Regions from separate parts of the Homo sapiens genome. Here region 2 is linked to region 1. A link is an interaction called in ENCODE POLR2A ChIA-PET data of the cell type or tissue named here. Cell type or tissue: IMR-90. All regions are shown on one strand.

Evidence for each region. ChIA-PET counts read pairs that join two places held together with the same protein. Peaks named below come from ENCODE experiments on the same cell type or tissue, not always from the same donor. Only the 100,000 strongest peaks of a DNase experiment are listed, where the experiment ranks them.
Region 2: POLR2A ChIA-PET joins it to region 1 with 5 read pairs; 2 of 35 experiments call an interaction of 5 or more read pairs at or near these places.

The regions. Positions count from the first base shown.
Region 1 is chr10:61,815,147-61,819,146 of GRCh38, reverse strand. All of the region lies in intron 2 of LINC02625 (long intergenic non-protein coding RNA 2625), which reads left to right. Among named protein-coding and RNA genes, the nearest start is that of LINC02625, 51 kb to the left of the region's middle. In IMR-90, no CTCF peak of the experiment used is centred here; no DNase peak of the experiment used is centred here.
Region 2 is chr10:62,064,921-62,068,920 of GRCh38, reverse strand. All of the region lies in intron 7 of ARID5B (AT-rich interaction domain 5B), which reads right to left. Among named protein-coding and RNA genes, the nearest start is that of ARID5B, 170 kb to the right of the region's middle. In IMR-90, no CTCF peak of the experiment used is centred here; no DNase peak of the experiment used is centred here; H3K27ac peaks cover 735 bases.

The sequences.
Region 1 (4,000 bases):
GCATGGGAATGGCTGAAGTTTGGGGAAGTTTATACATGGACACAGGAGGCCAGAGCTTCACTCATCACCTATGTGTGTTTTATCTCACTGGGCCTCGTTTTTTTTTGGGTTATCTATCTATCTATATTATTTATTTGTTTATTTATAATTCAACTTTTAAGTTCAGGGGTATATATGCAGGTTTATTATATAGGTAAACTCATGTCACGGGGCTTTGTTGTACAGATTTTTTCGTCTCCCAGGTATTAAGCCTAGTACCCATTCATTTTTTTTCCTGATCCTCTCCCTCCTCCCACCCTTCACCCTCTGTTAGGCCTCTGTGTGTGTTGTTCCCCTCTGTGTCCATGTGTTCTCACCATTTAGCTCCCACTTATAAGTGAGAACAGGTGGTATTTGGTTTTTCAGTTCCTGCATTAGTTTACTAAAGATAATGGCTTCCAGCTCCATTTGTTTTCCTGCAAATGACATGATCTTGTTCCTTCTTATGTCTGCATAGTATTCTATGGTGTATATGTACCAGATTTTCTTTATCCAGTCTACCATTGATGGTCATTTAGGTTGATTCCATGTCTTCACTATTATGAGTAGTGCTGCAATGAAAGTATGCCTGCATGTGGCTTTATGATAGAATGATTTATATTCCTTTGGGAATATACCCAGTAATGCGACTGTTAGGTGGAATGGTATTTCTGTGTTTAGGTCTTTGGAGAATTGCCATACTGTCTTCCACAATGGTTGAACTAATTTACACTCCCACCAACAGTATAAAAACGTTCCTTTTCTGTGCAACCTTGCCAGCATCTGTTATTTTTTGACTTTTTAGTGATGGCCACTGTGACTGGTGTGAGATGGTATCTCATTGTGGTTTTGATTTGCATTTCTGTAATGATCAGTGATGTTGAGCTTGTTTTCATATGATTGTTAGCCACATGTATGTCTTCTTTTGAAAAGTGTCTACTCATGTCCTTTGACTGGTTCTCAATTTTATACTTTATGTTTTATAATCTATCTGGGCCTCAATTTTATACTTTATGTTTTATCTCACTCAGCCTCAATTTTATACTTTCAAGGGGGTCAGCACTATCTTGGCTTCCTGAAGGTAGGGTCAAGACTAGACTAGACTTAGAGTGTCCAAGTGACACTTACTTGGTTTGCCAAGACTAGTTGTGAATTCTTAGGAATTTGATCTATTTATTCTCGTTATTCAGCCAAGCCTGCAAAATGTCAGAGCTCTGAGTTATCACTCTTTAAATGCGAGACTTCACCTGAGTGGCCTTTGGGGAAAGTGGGTCATCATGGGTGGGTGTGTTTCTCCATTTGATAAGTGATTTAAGCTCAAATTTTTATTTGCACTAGACATGGGTCCGTTCCCTGGCTCAATGTGGCCTCTTACAGCTTTTCCATTCACACATCCTCCTGCTGGGTTACTGGCCACTGTCTTTCCCACTGTGAATTACTGAAAAGTATGCATTCTCTTCTCAGTGTCTAGCTGCCAGTCTGGTTCACTGTAGGTCCCTGGTGAACGTAAAAATAAAACCCTTGAAAGTGGACATTATTCTATCATGTCAATTTAGCTCTCGGGAAATTGTATGGACTTTAAAAATGTCTCTCCCAAGAATCATTTAGTTACTTATTCCTTAGGAACCACTGTGGTTCAGCAAGACCTGGTGCTTCAGGAAGCAAGGTTAGAAAGAAAGGGGGCTGGGAAGAGCAGCATGGGATGGGTGCTGTGGAGCATGTTGTCATTGTTAAGATGTTGGAGCAGCTTTGGCATGGGGAGAATATGGCTGAAAATGAAGTCGTAGCAATGAGGACAACCTGGACTCACTGCTCTGAGTACTTGTGCAATGGTAGCTGGAGCTGTCTCTTACTGGGATTTGTATATAAGAGAAACATGGATAGTTACCTTGAATGTAGAATCTACTTAGAGATTATTCTTAAATATAGCTTAGATTGCATTGGCAGGGTTTTTTTTTTTTTTTTTTTTTTTTTTTTTTGAGACGGAGTCTCGCTCTGTCGCCCAGGCCGGACTGCGGACTGCAGTGGCGCAATCTCGGCTCACTGCAAGCTCCGCTTCCCGGGTTCACGCCATTCTCCTGCCTCAGCCTCCCGAGTAGCTGGGACTACAGGCGCCCGCCACCGCGCCCGGCTAATTTTTTGTATTTTTAGTAGAGACGGGGTTTCACCTTGTTAGCCAGGATGGTCTCGATCTCCTGACCTCATGATCCACCCGCCTCGGCCTCCCAAAGTGCTGGGATTACAGGCGTGAGCCACCGCGCCCGGCCGGCAGGGGTTTTTTGACTCTACTAGTTAAGCTAGGTCAGCCACTACACTAAATAAAATAAGGCTAAAGATTATACCTTCAGTTAGCGACCTCAAACATAAACCTTTCCATTCATGAATAAACCTAGGATGAACCATTTGGTAGGTTACCTGCCTCATTTTATCTTTGAGTTAGTAACAGCAATGTTGATAGTATTACCGCTCACCAAATATTCCATTTTTCTTATGGTACCTTTTCTGCAGGGCAGTTATACATTTCCACCTTGTTAAACTCACAAGCAGCAATATGATTTGCCTTAGCCATTGAAGAATGGGCCAAAGCAATGTATAACTCCCTGTGCTGAGAATTTTATATGTTCTGTCTCATTTAATATGGTAGCAACCTTGTGAGATAGATACATTTCTTCAATGTCTAGATGAGGATGCTGAAACTCAAAGAAGCTGAAAAGGTTTTGGTAGTCACATCACCTGCACATGTGTTCAGGATTTGACCTGGCCCTTGCTCTTAACTGCTTCACTTTATTGTACATCCCTATCCCAACAACTTTTGTTAAGATGTCATCTAACACAAGTGCCAAAGACTCTGATTCTCAGATCCCTCAGGTACCAATCCTTGCAGGGAACAAACCTAGAAAAGTAAGGTGTAGCCTTTCATAATCTGGGGAACAAAAGAAGAAAATGTAGCTGATCTATTGGTGACAACCTACTATTTATTTTGTAAGAAAAGACTAGAGCCACATACACATAAAACAATGCTCTATACCTGTAAAAATAATCTAGTAATTTTATTACACTAACTTGATGACGTGTTGGAAATTATATAAAGAACACAAATTTATCACCAATAAAATGTCATTGTACAAGCAAACTTGGGGGAATATAAATATATAGCATATATGTTCACACAATAGGTTTATATTATAAATGTATACAAAATTTGCTTTGGAATAATGGTCTGGACGATGCATATTTAAGTATCAATATATACATGTCTTAAAGTTTAGTGAAAAATACTGTTGGTGCCAATATGCACCATTCACACAGCAGGGTTCCCCAAACAATGACAACAAACTAAATTAATAATGTTGTAACTAAACCACAGTAATGTGTAATTGAAAAACAAGGACAGCAGCAATTTAAAAACCACAACCAACCAACCCAAGATAACACTGATAATATGCTGACAACAAAGGATTCATGCTGTGACTTGGAAATTCCAGCTGTTTGTTTGTGAGCTTGTGTTGGAACTGGCAATGTTGCCAAGCATTGTGTAGGAATCAGAATTGTTAGCAGAAGCAATGAATTTGTGTGCTCAATAAACTAGTAATGTGCTAACTTGAATTTATGAAGACTGAAATTTAGTGACCTAATTGCCCACTTACTGCTAGTCCTCATGTCTATGAATTAAAGCAGGATCAGTTTCCATTAGGTCAAATGGCAGCCAATCAACGGTCTCGCTGGTGCAGTTTGATAATCATTCTTCTAGAAGTCAGCTTACCCAGGTTTTCACACTTAGACCCTTATTTTGATAAATCTTCTGGCAAAATGCAAAAAGCTTCCCAACTGAGGCTCCAGGCATGGGGCATCCACTTCCCATACACTTTCAAAAAAGTCATTGAGGATCTATTGCTCACCTTGTAGAATGCACTTGGTTTGCCAGGTGCTTCGGGTCTGAGAGAGAAGTGTCTTGTGTTGAAGGTTTGCACAGTTTGCCATG
Region 2 (4,000 bases), 250 kb before region 1:
TGTAATATACTGAGCTGCACACTATGGTCTTGTTTAATTTTTTCCTTTAATTTTATTTTTGTACAAAAATTAAGATTTTACAAAATAACAGATGCAAGATCTGGCAAATGATTAATTTGGGGAAACCATGTCATTTACTACATCCAAGTAAGTCTAGTATTTCCTTGAAATTTGGAAGACAGAACAAGTTCTGCGGCCCTCGTGAACATTTCTCAACAGGGTTACGGGAAAACTCTGTTATTTGAATGTGTAGGGGACAGGGCGTGGCAAAGGTGCCAGTGGAATTTAATACAGTCAAGCAGGAGGCTTCTTTTGAAAAATACCCACGAGGCTGCCAGCGGAGTTCACCAAGGGGCTAAAGGCAGCAATCAAATGAAAAAAAAAAAAATTAAAAAACCTCAACTTGCAACCGGGGCTCTGTAATTGTAAATCTGAGGAGGAGGAGGTGGCTGGTTAAATATTATGGGGTAAATGGTACCTTTTCTATTTCAAATAGAAAGAACCCCTTCATTTTCATAAACCCTTCTCAACAGGCCCAAATAGGACCTCGAGACAATGTTAGCTGTGCATCATTCAATTTCCCATGAAGCATTCTTGCACCAATCGGTTTCAATAGTTCTCACTAGACAGAACCACCTCTTACATCTACTAGCAGGTGTAACTGAAAATAAAATCCTCCTTATTTACAGTTTGTTTTAGATTACAAGAAATGGTTTCAACGCCCTTTCAAAACACTCAAAATATGTATTTTGATAATTATTTTATATTTAGTTACAATCTGCCTCCAACCTTTAAATGATATAATCTTGGGCTAATCTGAGGCCCACATATCAAGGGAGAAGAAACAGGATACCTCCAAGTGCCTACACGATTCCTCAAAGACCCTAGAATACCCCTTGAAACACACCTCCAGATTCCCCTCACTCAGATGAGACCTGTGGGCCCTGGGGGTGACAACAGGGTTAGAAAACAGCCTGTGTGTGGCCCTGTAATCACTTAAGAAACCATCACTCTGATCATCCTTGTGTCTCCTGTGTACACTGTCTATTTTATAAAGGATTTTCGCATCCATGACATCATATAATCCTCCCATAGCCTGTGAGGCAGGTTATAGGAAATCTCATTCACAGAAGAAGGGAGATTCAGAGAGGCTGCACACTTGCCCAATGACACACAGCAGCAGAGTACCAAAACTAGGATCCATATGGTTGTCTTCTGGTCTCAAGAGTGGACTTCTTTTCACTGCATAAAGCAGCTTCCACATCAGAATGACCTGAGAATAGCCCATGCTTGTAACAAGTTGGTAACACAGAACTCTGGGAGCCTTTTCCTTCAAATGAGGCAGGTAACTGTGGGAATCACTGTTTCTGCTGTGAGTTCTCAACCTTTAGCTTTGAGTCTTTCCCAATGGGGAAATCTAGCTAAGAGGACAGCATCAATTTAAGGTAGTGGGTTGAATTAACAGTGCTCTGAGGTTTTACTCTCAAAGCATAAAGTCCACCCTAACCACTTGTATCTCTAGTTAGAACAGAAGTTCTGGCCGGGCATGGTGGCTCACGCCTATAACCCCAGCACTTTGGGAGGCCGAGGCGGGCGGATCACCTGAGGTTGGGAGTTCAAGACCAGCCTGACCAACATGGAGAAACCCCGTCTCTACTAAAAATACAAAATCAGCCGGGGTGGTGGCGCATGCCTGTAATCCCAGCTACTCGGGATGCTGAGGCAGGAGAATTGCTTGAACCGGGAGGCAGAGGTTGCGGTGAGCTGAGATCGCGCCATTGCACTCCAGCCTGGGCAACAAGAGCAAAACTCCGTCTCAAAAAAAAAAAAGAAGTTCTATATTAAGTTCACCACCGAGTCACAAATAAGTCTCAATTATATCAGAATCCATCCAGTCACTCATCCGTTAATTCACCAAAAATTTATTGGACATCGCCCATTTATTAGGCACTGTGCTAACAAATGTTACAGCTGGGATGCAACAATGAAAAGCAGACCAGCATGCAAGACCACTGTATTCTAGTAGGGGATACCCACAATCAACGAGTGAACACATATATCAATAAAATAATATAAATTGTGAAAACTGATGAGCAAGAAAGCCGGGGATATTTAGGGTGTGAAACTGACCACGCCTCCCTCCCCATCCTACCATCTAAACGAGGGAATGCCCTATGATACACTTGTCTATCAGAGAAAAGAAAAGACCCTTTAGGAATAAATAATGCATTATCACAGGAGGGAAAAATAATCTATCTCATACTAGGTTTGAAACGGTAGCCACAGGAAGCCAACATCAAGCACCGCTGGGCATTAATAAGCTGTGTGCAGTAGGCCAGGGGTCTGTGTCAGCCCCCTAGCACTTAGTAAGTTCTGGTGTTTAAATACAGTTTTTACCAGTGAGGATCATCTGGAGTGAAGACAGGTCTGGCCCTTCGAGGAAGTGGTTCCTCTATTTACTGAGCTTCCACTGAATGGCCTGGATGAATTGGGCCATTTTGAGATATTTTCTTTCCATGGGAAAGTCATAAAATGTGCCCTTCACAACTGTTAAATGCTGTTAAGTACACAGGTCTCCTAGGCACACATCTCTGTTTTTTTGGTCTCTAGATGTAATTCAAACACTAGCCATGGACTCTAGAGGAAGAAATGTCTAAATTCTCCCATTGTCCAAACACATGATGGGTCTCAGAGCCCAATAAGGAGAGAGAACAGGGCAGGGAAACATCTCCCGGCTTCATGTAAATCCGCCTTCTGTATTAACATGCTTTAATTGTGCCTAATTATGTACTTGCTTATAGTTTTTATTCTGTTGTCCAATGTCCTCTCTCGATGTGGGTAAGCTTTAAAATTCCATCTGGAATAAAACCAACGTCTGCCTCCTAGTGTCTAGTACCCAGCCTCAATCAGCTGGAAAATTTGATCTAATCAAGGGGCTAGTTTGATCAACTCTCTCACTAAGCCTCAGGCCTCCTGGTTATAATTTGTGTTTCAACCTGACCTTCTATTATATTAGCTTTTTAGGGGAACAGAGAACTTCTGGCTCTTTGTTTCCTTTTTTTTTTTTTTTTTTTTGAGACAGAGTCTCACTCTGTCGCCCAGGCTGGAGTGCAGTGGCGCGATCTCGGCTCACTACAAGCTCCGCCTTCCAGGTTCACGCTATCCTCCTGCCTCAGCCTCCTGAGTAGCTGGGACCACAGGTGACTGCCACCATGCCTGGCTAATTTTTTTGTATTTTTAGTAGAGACGGGATTTCACCGTGTTAGCCAGGATGGTCTCGATCTCCTGACCTCGTGATCCGCCCATCTTGGCCTCCCAAAGTGCTGGGATTACAGGCGTGAGCCACCGTGCCTGGCCTGGCTCTTTGTTTCCTAAAGAAAATAGCCAAATTCATCCACACAGTTATTTCTTTTGAGCTGTGCCTCCTCTTCAAGGTCCGCAATTAGATGACAGATTCACATCACCATCCACCAATGCTTACCATTTTCGGGCACTATGCCTGTGCAGAGATATGGAAGTGAAAGGAAGGAAGGGAGGGAGGGTAGAGTGTGAGATGGTGTCACGAAAAGAAAGAGATGTTACTGCTTTCAAGGTTCATAATTTAGTGGGAAGCATAACTTCACACAATTAACCATAACGCAAGATGAAAAACTGAGCAGACTACACCCAGGTAAAACAAACCAATCTAGGTGCATGTGAGATTTAATCTCACTTTGAAGACATTTGAAAGTTATTTCTCCCTAGTGTAGGTAAGACCCAAGAGACTCTGTGAAAAGCACTCCACACCTACTATGTTCATAAAATTTTCATTGCTTACAAATATAGTGGGTTTCAAACCGTCTTTAGAGGACGGGCATGGTGACTCACGCCTGTAATCCCAGCACTTTGGGAGGCTGAGACGGGTGGATCATCTGAGGTCAGGAGTTCGAGACCAGCCTGGCCAACATGGTGAAACTTTGTCTCTACTAAAAACACAAAAACTAGCCAGGCGTGGCAGTGG